Regions from separate parts of the Homo sapiens genome. Here region 2 is linked to region 1. A link is an interaction called in ENCODE POLR2A ChIA-PET data of the cell type or tissue named here. Cell type or tissue: PC-9. All regions are shown on one strand. Each heading gives the region's core, and the rest is flanking DNA. Links, peaks and the distances in the headings are about the cores only. Region 1 has its middle 8.5 kb from the start of FAM124B. Region 2 holds the start of LOC124907990 (a long non-coding RNA gene).

Evidence for each region. Peaks named below come from ENCODE experiments on the same cell type or tissue, not always from the same donor. Only the 100,000 strongest peaks of a DNase experiment are listed, where the experiment ranks them.
Region 2: POLR2A ChIA-PET joins it to region 1 with 5 read pairs; 2 of 35 experiments call an interaction of 5 or more read pairs at or near these places.

Annotation. Positions count from the first base shown.
Region 1 is chr2:224,407,893-224,413,281 of GRCh38, forward strand. No RefSeq gene overlaps it. Among named protein-coding and RNA genes, the nearest start is that of FAM124B, 8.5 kb to the left of the region's middle. In PC-9, for the core only: no CTCF peak of the experiment used is centred there; a DNase peak (open chromatin) is centred at 3,201.
Region 2 is chr2:224,007,203-224,012,591 of GRCh38, forward strand. All of the region lies in intron 1 of SERPINE2 (serpin family E member 2), which reads right to left. It overlaps LOC124907990 (a long non-coding RNA gene), which reads left to right and starts at 1,675. Exons shown (of 2, transcript XR_007088102.1): 1 at 1,675-1,955. RefSeq lists enhancers at 2,096-3,295, 2,220-2,795. In PC-9, for the core only: no CTCF peak of the experiment used is centred there; a DNase peak (open chromatin) is centred at 2,949; H3K27ac peaks cover 1,476 bases.

The DNA.
Region 1 (5,389 bases), core at 149-5,148:
AATAAAATCCGGTAAGTGCCATAGGGAATAAAGTAGTGTACATCATTTTAATGAAATACTATGCAGCTGTAAAAACAACAACAACAAAAGCGGCAAGGTGCAGTGGCTCACGCCTGTAATCCCAGCACTTTGGGAGGCCAAGGCAGGCGGATCACCTGAGGTCAGGAGTTCGAGACCAGCCTGGCCTACATGGTGAAACCCCATCTCCACTAAAAATGCAAAAATTAGCTGGGCAAGGTGGTGGGCGCCTGTAATCCCAGCTACTCGGGAGGCTGAGAAAGGAGAATTGCTTGAACCCAGAAGGCAGAGGTTGTAGTGAGTCGAGATCACACCACTGCACTCCAGCCTGGGCGACAGAGCAAGACTCCATCTCAAAAAAACAACAACAAAACCACTGAAAGAGGCTGGGCACGGTGGCTCCTGCCTATGATCCCAGCAAGTTGAGAGGCCAAAGCGGGAGGACTGCTTGAGCCTAAGAACTCGAGAACAGCCTGGGCAACATGATGAGACCCCTGTCTCTTCAAAAAAAAATTTTTTTGATTTTAAATTAGCCAGATATGGTGGAACACACCTGTGGTCCTAGCTACTTGGGAGACTGAGGTGTGAGGATCACTTGAGCCCAGGAGGTTGACACTGCAGGGAGCCATGATTGCACCACTGCACTTCAATCTGGGCAACAGAATTAGACCCCATCTCTAAAAAAAAAAAAAAAGAAAGAAAGAAAAGAAAGAACAAACTTTGGAGATGTAGGAAAATGAAAAATGACTTCCCTCTACCCTTATAGGTTATTTGGCTAGGCTATAAGTTAAATTGACATAAGATAGATTAACAGAAGAAAAACCATATTTAATTATGTACGTGTACATGGAAGTCCCACAAAATATGAGGCTCAAAGAAGGGTATGAGACTTTCAGATAATTAAAGCTTCTATAGCATTGTGAGCTACAGAAAGGAACAGAAGCTTGGTGCATCTGGGTAGTGGTGAAGACACAAGTTATGGGAGGGTGAGAGGAGGAAATGTCTGGTGAATAAAGATTGTCTTGCTATGCCCTACGGTTAACAATAACTTATTGTATATTTCAAAATAGCTAGAAGAGAATATTTGGAATGTTCTCAATACAAAGAAATGATAAATGTTTGAGGTGATGGCTATCCCAATTACCCTGATTTGATCATTACACATTTTATGCATGTATCAAAATATCATGTGTACCCCATAAATGCATATAATTATTATGTATCCATTTTTCAAATAAATTAATTAATTAAAAGTCTCCCAAGTGATAAAAGCTGTCTCCAAGCAGCCCTCTTCCTGATACAGATACTTTTACCTAGAGAGACTTCCTTAATAGATGTAAATTTCTTCCATAGGACAGCTTTTCTGAGCTACTCCTGTGTCTGCAGTTTCTCAGAATAACCAGCTCAAAATATGCCAAAGAAGTATATTTTGGGGTGGCATATTCTGGTCTCCTAAGTCATATTTTGGAGTGATGTGTTCTCAGACTCAACAGAACTAGATCTGGCAACAGCTAATAAGGTTGAAGATTTACATAACCTGTACCTCAGCGCGTGCCCTCCCAGGTATAATCTCTGAAGAAATCCTCTGCAAATGCACAAAGGAAGACAGATTCAAGACTGTTTGTAGCTGCATTTATTGAAATACCAAAAAAAAAAAAAAAAAACCAAAGAGGCAGGGGTGAGGTGAGAGGACTCTCTAAAGGCATACTAGACAAGGCACAGTGGCTCACATCTGTAATCCCAGCACTTTGGCAGGTCAGGGCAAGTGGCTCACTTGAGCCCAGGAGTTTGAGACCAGCCTGGACAACAAGGCAAAACCCTGCCTCTACAAAAAAAAATACAAAAAATTAGCCGGGTATGGTGGTGCGTGCCTGTAGTCCCAGCTACCCGGGAGACTGAGGTGGGAGAATCACCTGAGCCCAGGCCCAGGAGGTCAAGGATACATTGAGTTATGATCATGCCACTGCACTCAAGCCTGGGCCACAGAGTGAGATTCTGTCTCAAAAAAAAAATTAAAATTAAAAAATTAAAAAATTAATGTACCCCAGTAGAAGAATAGATCATCAATTATATTATATTCTTACAGTAACGTATTTATGTTAAGGAAAATAAATGCTCCCCATTTTATTTCGAATGAAACTTGCAAACATAATGTTGAGTGAAATAAGCAAGTTGCAGAAAGTGCATACAGAATTATACCATTGATATAAAATTTGGAAATATGAAAAAACTCTCCAATGATTATAGATATAAACCTCAGTAATCAAAGAATAGAGAAAATCCTGGGGATGAGAAACAGCAAATTCAAGTTGAGGGTTGCCTCAGGTGTGTGTAGGGGAATAAGATAAGTGCATTGATAATACTTCTTTATTAAGCTGGGTAGTAAGTACAGAAGTACTCATTGTATGATCTTTTAGACCTCTTTGTTACGCACACACCTCAAAAGATGGGTTCATCACAGTGTTGAAACAAAAGCACGTATAGGATATGATTCTTTTTCCTATAAGAACTATATATGTGCATATGTATATGTGTGTATGATTGGTAAACATAGAAAAAAAGTCTGGAAGAATATCAGCCAAACTTGTATTCATAGTATATCAATAGTAAATACCTCTGGGAGATAAAATCACAGGGTCCAAGAGCAGGTTCATTTCTTACTTCCTATATTTCTGCATTATTATCACAGATAAATTACACATCTAATAAACACCATGTATTAGATGTGTAATTAAATAATAAATAATGCATGAACCAATTTGAATAACACATGAACTATAGCCTTCGAATCCCAGTTCTAATGTTTCTTAACAACTGCTGTGTAGTTCAGGAACTGGGCTAGATGCAGCAGATATCATGATTAACAAAAATTGATACAGCCCTGGCTCTCATGGTGCTTATATTCTGGTGGGAAAGTCAGATATTAATCAAATACTTCGACAATCCTTAAAGTAACATGGCACCTGTAGCAAATGCTAGACAAGTTACACAGGATTTGACCTATTCATGGAGGTCAGAGACCATCTTAGCAGAAGAAGCTTAAGCTGTGATCTTTGAAGAGGAGCAGGAGTTAACTGGGAGAAGTGGGCCAAAATCGGCCTATGCAAATGCCCTGTGGCAGGTGGGAGCCTGGTGGAATGAAGGGCTGGTTTATGTAACTGACGGTACCATGTGCTAAGATAGGAATTTCTTCAAGAACAAGTTTGGCTAGGGTATTGGCAAGAAGGCTTTTGTTGGAGGAGCCTCTGGAAAAATGCCATGTGATTCAGAATGCTCCCAGTAACCCAGAGAAGCAGCAAATCCAGATAATTACTGGACAGACAATGAGAATAGTTGCTAGTACTTATTGAACACTTAACTTTGTACCAGGTATTGTTTTAAACACTGATATATACTAATTAATTTAATCCTCACCACAACTTTATGAGGTAAGTACTATCATTATGCCCATTTTACAGATGAGAAAACTGAGAAACAAGTGGAAAACGGGAGAATAGAAGTTTTCATCATATGACATCTAGCTATGTAATGGCAAAAGAATCTCTAATTATTGTAGTAGAAAAAAGAATGAATATATATTAAAAAATATATCCTTTTTTTAAATTTTACCAAAAAAAATGGGATTCACTGAACTGGGAAAAATAGCTGTGTGCTCCTGGAGGGCTAAGATCATATCTATACAACCAACCATTGGCACAATGCCTGGCACCTAGTGGGCACTTCACAAATGTGTGCAGCCGTAAGGTGGGAGCTGAATATATATGGTGAATTTTCTACTTGATGCATTACATGACCTCTAGTCCCCTGATAGAAAAATGTTAGCTCTTTGTCCACAGTTTGAGTCGTAAGTCAACCATCATTAATCAGCAACAGCAATCCTCCCTCATGAGAAGTTTAAGAAATGATCCCTCCTGAAACAAACAAAACAAAATAACAAAAACAAAAATCCTTCCAAGGGTTTGCAAGAGAAATTACAAATGTTGTTATAAATGTTCACTTTGCTTTTAGACAAGTGCCTTTCCAAATTAAGGACTTGCATTTATGAAGCGACACATCTATAAATTGGTAAGGATGACGCCAACTGACTTCAAACCATAGACAATTTTTAAACACTTAAGGTGCACCTTTAAAAATAAGCTAGAAAGGGGCTAATACCACACCTCACTATTTGCCAAAGATGATGCTCCGTCAAAAAGTCTGGCTTTAATTACCACGTAGATTACAAATAGAGATGGACCGTCTCATGGAAAGAAACAAGGCTTCTTATGCCAACCTGTAAATCATTAAAGCCTGTTCCACATAAAGCTGACTAGTCAATCCAACCGAAACTAGCGTGCCTGGACGGGTCGGTTGGCCCTGCAGAGCCCGGCGCTTTGCTCTGCTCCGTCAGCTGTTCTTCTACTCCTAATGGGCCTCCATTCCCACTTTATATTTATATCCCAGCTGCTTGAAAAGGCCACGGCTGTGCCGACCAGACAGCGAAAATAGAAGAGGAGGAAATAACCATTCACATTAATAACCAATCCATTTTTAAAGCCTGAAACAGGAATTTTGGTCTATTCAGCTTCATTACAGAATTTTTATAAGACACAAACTGAGACTGTGGTTTCTATGGCTGCCTGGTACAAATATCTTGTGGCTGAGTTTTCCTCCAAATATGAATCATTTTGAAAAGCTTTCTAAAGTTATCTGTGGTATCTATTTTGTGGGATAATACATGAGAAAAATGGGGGCAGCTCTTGAATTACACACAGTCTAAATATAAACAATAATATTGCTCAAATACACAACTTTAAAAGCTGAGTTTGAACAGTGGGAAGAGAACTGGTCTGGGTGGGAAGAGGACCCGAGCTGGAATCCTCGCTGTGTTATGCACAAGGCCAAGTGGCTTTGCTCATTCCCAAAACAGGCCAGCCAGCTCGTGGCGATTAGTGAGATAATGAGCTTGCATGTCCCTGGCACAGGATCTGTGCCCGACAATGCTTTCCTTTCTTTAGCGTAGGCAATGTGTGTACTGAATTTCAGTGATTTCATTTGGTACTACTGTATGTGCTTGCTCCATATTTTTAATCCAACCAGTTCTGAGCGACTTTATGAGAACACACATTTTAACATAAATGCATTTGGATTTATTGTTCTTAAGTAGAAAGCTGAGTAGTTTCTATATAAGGGAAATCTAAAGCCTATAGGATAGAAATTATCTGTTCAGCAAAGTCTTACTTGAAGATTAAGAACAGGGACTTTTTTGCGGGGGGACGGGAGGGATGGAGTCTCCCTCTGTCACCCAGGCTGGAGTTCAGTGGCATGATCTCAGCTCACTACAACCTCTGCCTCCTGGGTTCAAGTGATTCTCCTGCCTCAGCTTCCCCAG
Region 2 (5,389 bases), core at 286-5,285, 400 kb before region 1:
AAAACCACTGGAAAGACTCTTCTGGGTCCATTCATAGCTGGATGGTGCACACCTATTTTGGGAGGACACAGAAGCGTCTAATGAAGGAAAAGTTCTCCATGCTCTCTCATTCTCTATAAAAGGTTTAAAGTGATCATGTTTTATAAAACATACATATATTTTTAAAAACATTATATCATGGGAAATATCAAACATATGCAAATATTTAATACTCCCCCCCATACTCAACATCCAGAAAAAACAATTATTAACTCACGGCTTGGTTTATTTCTACTCAAATCAAAGATGATTTTGGAGTTAACTGCAGACATCATATAATATCATTCAAAATAATTTCAACATATAGACTCAGCCTAAGGATTTAAAATAGATATCCATGACATCATTATCACACCGCAAAATAACTCCTTAACATGTCAAATATCTAGTCCATGTTCGCATTTTTTATAGTATATTTGAATTACGATCTAAGTAAGCTCCATACATTGCAACTGGTTACACCTCTTGCCTTTGTTTTTTTGGTTGTTTGTTTGTTTCATCTTCCACTAGTTGCTTCATTTTTAACCTTGGAATTTTTTCTGTTGAAAAAAACAGGTTATTTGCCCTGTAGAGTTTCCCCAGGGTAGATTTTGCTAACTGCATTAATGTCATGCTGTTCAACAAGTTTCTCTGTCTTCTGTCCTTCCTGTAAACTGTTAGAGCTAGAGCAGGGGTCTGCAAGCTACGGCCCATGGGCCAGATCTGGCCACGCTTTTTTCTTTGTTTATGGCTGCATCTGTGCTATGATAGGGAGCTGAGCAGAGGTGCCCGGCTGCAAGAGAGACGGTATAGCCTGCAAAGCCAAAAACAGTTATTATGTGGCCCTCTACGTGAAAAGCCTGCTGACCCCAGCTGTAGGGACTGATCAGATTCAAGTCAATTTTCTCTTTTTGTAAGAATATTTTGTAGAGGTGCCGTAGAGGGTGGTGAAATCAGTAGACGGTAGCTGACTGTCTCTTTTTGTGGTGTTAGCAAGCTACTTATGATGACCGCCTAAGTGCACTGTTTTATTAAGAGTTACCAAATGTGGGTGCTGTTATAATTCTAACTTTCCTCCCTCACTTATTAATTAGAATATTTATATAAAAAGAAGTTTTCCATAATCAACTACTTGGTTGCCCTGAGGTTTATTTTGTGTTACAAGGGCAGGACAAATTCTTCATTCATTTCCCATATCCAACAGTTTTCAAAATAATTCAAAATAGGTTGATTGACCAGAGGGTTCTATTTTCTGTATCACTATAAACTCGTGTTTTTCAACATACTTTAAGGGTCTCGATCCACTGCAAATTTATTCTTATTGGTGCTCAAAATGAGCCTCTTCACACTCGTTCTTAAACCTTCTGATACAACCCTACAGTCTTGTTAGCCTCCTTGCTTTCCGGTTTGACTAGATGTTTAGGCTCATTTTATACATCTTCTGTTCCAGATGGAATCAGCCACTTCTCCAGGGAGCTCTGGTTCCTTTTAGTGAGAAACAGTAGCACTGAGCACCCTTATCTAATAAACCCTAAATGTTTTAAACTGTGGAAATGCTGAGCAACAGTGATAAGGAAAATCCAAAGTCCATTTACACCACTCTCTGGAATATATCCAAATACTGAAATTCAAATTATGAGAGCCAGACTGGTGACTGTTTCACACCGATGGCTCAAACATCACTGGAAAATCAAATTATGAAAGACCAGCTGCTGACACTGAACGGGTTTGCCTCCCATGGCCATCTAGACCGAGGGAGGCTCGCTGGATGATGACAAGATAAAGGAGTCTGCTGGGCATTAAAAGCTGGGCTGGGAGAATCAAAGTGGATTGCCCTCGTGTGACAGCAGCGAGCCTCCTGAATCAAGCCCAGCCTAAAAATGGAATCCTAACAGTGCAGATGCCAGCGACAAACAACCGACACACAGCACGGCAAGGTGAGTCCCCGGATTTATCTCAGCCTCTCCCCTCCCCGCCCCTCAGTGAAAGCTGACACCTTCTCAGGCACTGGGAAAGTCTCGCCATCCTTCTAGTCTCTGTGTTGCTAGGATCCTGGTTCTTGGAACCTAAGGCCCCTTATTAATCTACAGGGGCTACAGCAGGTAGAGAAAAACAGCAGGTATGTTTTGTCCGAATCATGACATCTCTCAACAGCTTTTCCTGCCAGGGCTTCCCAAAGAAATAAATGTACAGGCCGGGCACGGTGGCTCAAGCCCGTAACCCCAGCACTTTGGAAGGCCGAGGTGGGCAGAGTGCTTGAGGCCAGGAGTTCGAAACCAGCCTGGCCAACATGGCTTAACCCTGTCTCTATTAGAAATACAAAAATCAGCTGGGTGTGGTAGCACATGCCTATAATCCCAGCTACTCCAGAGGCTGAGGTGTGGGAATCGCTTGAACCCAGGAGGTGGAGGCTGCAGTGAGCCGAGATTGTGCTACTGCACTCCAGCCCAGGTGACAGAGTGAGACTCTGTCTCAAAAAAAAAACAACAACAAAACAAATGTACAGGCAAGGTTTGTGGCTGCCAAACTGAGACTTCTGAATGGCCTTAAGTAAAATCGTGCTGTCCAGCATTCAGACCAAACATTTCTCATCAGTACTTTGCCAACACTCAACGGTGTTTGGCAAGAGGCATTCTAGAAACTCTTCAGGAGGTGAGCCATGGAGATTAAGGCTGTCTCTGTAAGATGACAGTAATTGTTAATGTACAAGTAATCGGGGTTAAGCCTCACATATGGTCTCTGTCTCTCAAATCTGTATAAGCATTACTGAAATAATGTCCACCAAGACCTGTATTCATTTTCCAAACATCTACCACATTTTCTTATGATACCAAATCAGGTGAACAAGCAAACTAAAGTACATCTTGGTTATCCTTGGGAAGTGTACTAAGTACTAGCAAAATGACTCAGCATCTTTAAAATTTAGAGAACAAACAGGAAATGCCAACTTATCAAGGGGACAGCAGCTTGGTAGTTTTAAAATGTGTTTTTCAGGTTAGTGGAGAAAGACTTAGAGACATCTGAATTTTTTCTTAAATTTTTGTCTGCCTTCAAAGTGTATGCTCATTCTATGACACTAATTAATTTGGCCAAAAAGGAACCTAAAAATGTTTAGGAAATACCTTTTCAGCCGCTGAAAAGTATGGCAGCAACATCCAAATGGTCCCTTCAATGAAAAGACACATATTTTATTATAAAGTACACTCTGACATCAAGTGCCTTTTATCCATATATTATCCATTCTGAAATCTCTTTGGGTTGATGGGAAAAGGCTAGGGGGAAGGAGGGGATTAGAGCTTTGTTAGCAGTCTGTCTTTTAAAATTCAAGATTACAGGATATTCATTCTATTTTCCTCTAAGTTTCCGGGAAAATTCACCTAAAGTTCAAATTCCAATCCTACTACCCATTAACCAAGAGATCCAAGGCAAGTCACAATCTTCATCCGTCTTAGCTTTGTCCTCTGCCATATTAGAAATCATATCTCAAGGGTGGCCATGGAAATTCAATAGGTGCAAACTGAAAGACATAGTAACCAGCCTAATACCTGGCTCAGAGCAAGTGTTCAGTAAATGCTGGCTCTCTTCTTCTGGTCCTCTTCAATGCTCAAGACCTGAAATACTCTGATTTGTATTTCAGCAACCATTTAGAAAGTCTCAAGGATCAAGCTAAGAAAACAGTCAAACACTGCTACCTTGATAAAGCCTTGTCTGTATCTTTATAACTTCCTTAGACTATTTAAGACTCAGAAATAAATTAAGACAATGCTGGTGCGTTTTGCCGTCTCTGTAAGAGAACTGAGGGGTCCATTACTGTGGGAATGGAGGGGGAGGGGTGAGTATGTCCCAGAAAACCTTTAATAGTGCTGAGATATGTTTTTCGGTCTGCTGACTCAGATCATTAAATCTGGTTTACCTATGTATCAAGTCCTATAGACTTTTCTTTTTGATATGTCTTTAAGACGTAATGGTCCAAATGGCTGATTTCCTAATCCAGCAACCAAGAGGTGACCCAAGACATTATAGTGACATTGACCAATGGTTCTCAATCTTTAAAAACAAGGAAGTACCTTTTTAATTTCTCTCTTCAGCAAGAGACATGGAAGTACCTTTTTTAGACATAAAAAATATTACACATAGTTCATGACCATGTTTTTAGTATTGGTAAAAATACATAAAATACAACCATGAATTCTTAAACATGTCAATAAAATCCAAATTCTTTTTATCAGTACCTAGATACATTTTAAGAAATCATATTTTGAGATATTATTTATCAATCTATAATCAAAACTGGGCCATGAACATGATTTCTCTGATCCTTTAGAATAACCCTGATATGCCTATGGGCCTCCAATTCAGAGACGAGAAACTAACACTCTCTGGATTCTTGCCAATTAAAAAATGAGTGTCAAGTGTTAGAAATGTAAATTGATTTTTTAAAAATCTTTTTTAAAGGCAATCCCTAGTACGCATAAATAATCTTAATAATGTATCTATCTATTGGAACAGTAATACCCCTTCTATCAATCAATCCTAATGTGATAATAAAAAAGATTCAGGTCCAAAAATGTTTACTATTATTTTCAGTAGCAAAAGTATTGCAATATTCTCTGCAATAAATAATTGCAATAGCAATTATAATTGCAAATTAAATCTCCAATGGAGGGGACACTGTGGGTGACCTTTTACCAGCTTTGTGCACTTATCTCCTAGTTTTTATCTGCTTTGTTGCTAATGGTTTATACCTGTTACCTCGGTCAATTACTAGTGGGAGTTGAAGGCCACTTTCTTGGTTGGCCCTAAGTGGTTGAGAGTTCACAAACACCACTCCCTCCCTGAGGACTAACAGCCATTGACTACTGGTCTGCTTGTTAACTGACTCTCCAGAGCTCCCCATGAGCTCTGAGTGTGGGACTTCACCTGGTATTTCTTGCTTGGTTTCTTCCCTTTCTAATTCCCACTTCTCCCCTTCCCTTACTATTTCAACTGGGAGCACTTCCTAATGAATCACTTGCACTTTATGCTTGGCTCAGGGATTGCTTCTGGGAGAACATAACCTAAAATGTCCAACAATAAGGAACAGTTAATGACATCCATCCAACACAATATCCTTTGGCTGTTAAGAACCTATCTCTGAAGAAAACTTAAAGACATGGTAATACATTCTGGATATATCTTAACTGGAAAAAAGTATGGTATAATTAACTATGTAAAAATTATACACAGGCACAAATTAGCCAGGTGTGGTGGCGGGTGCTTGTAGTGCCAGCTACTTGGGAGGCTGAGGCAGGAGAATGGCGTGAACCCAGGAGGCAGAGCTTGCAGTGAGCCGAGATCCCACCACTGCACTCCAGTCTGGGCGACAGAGCGA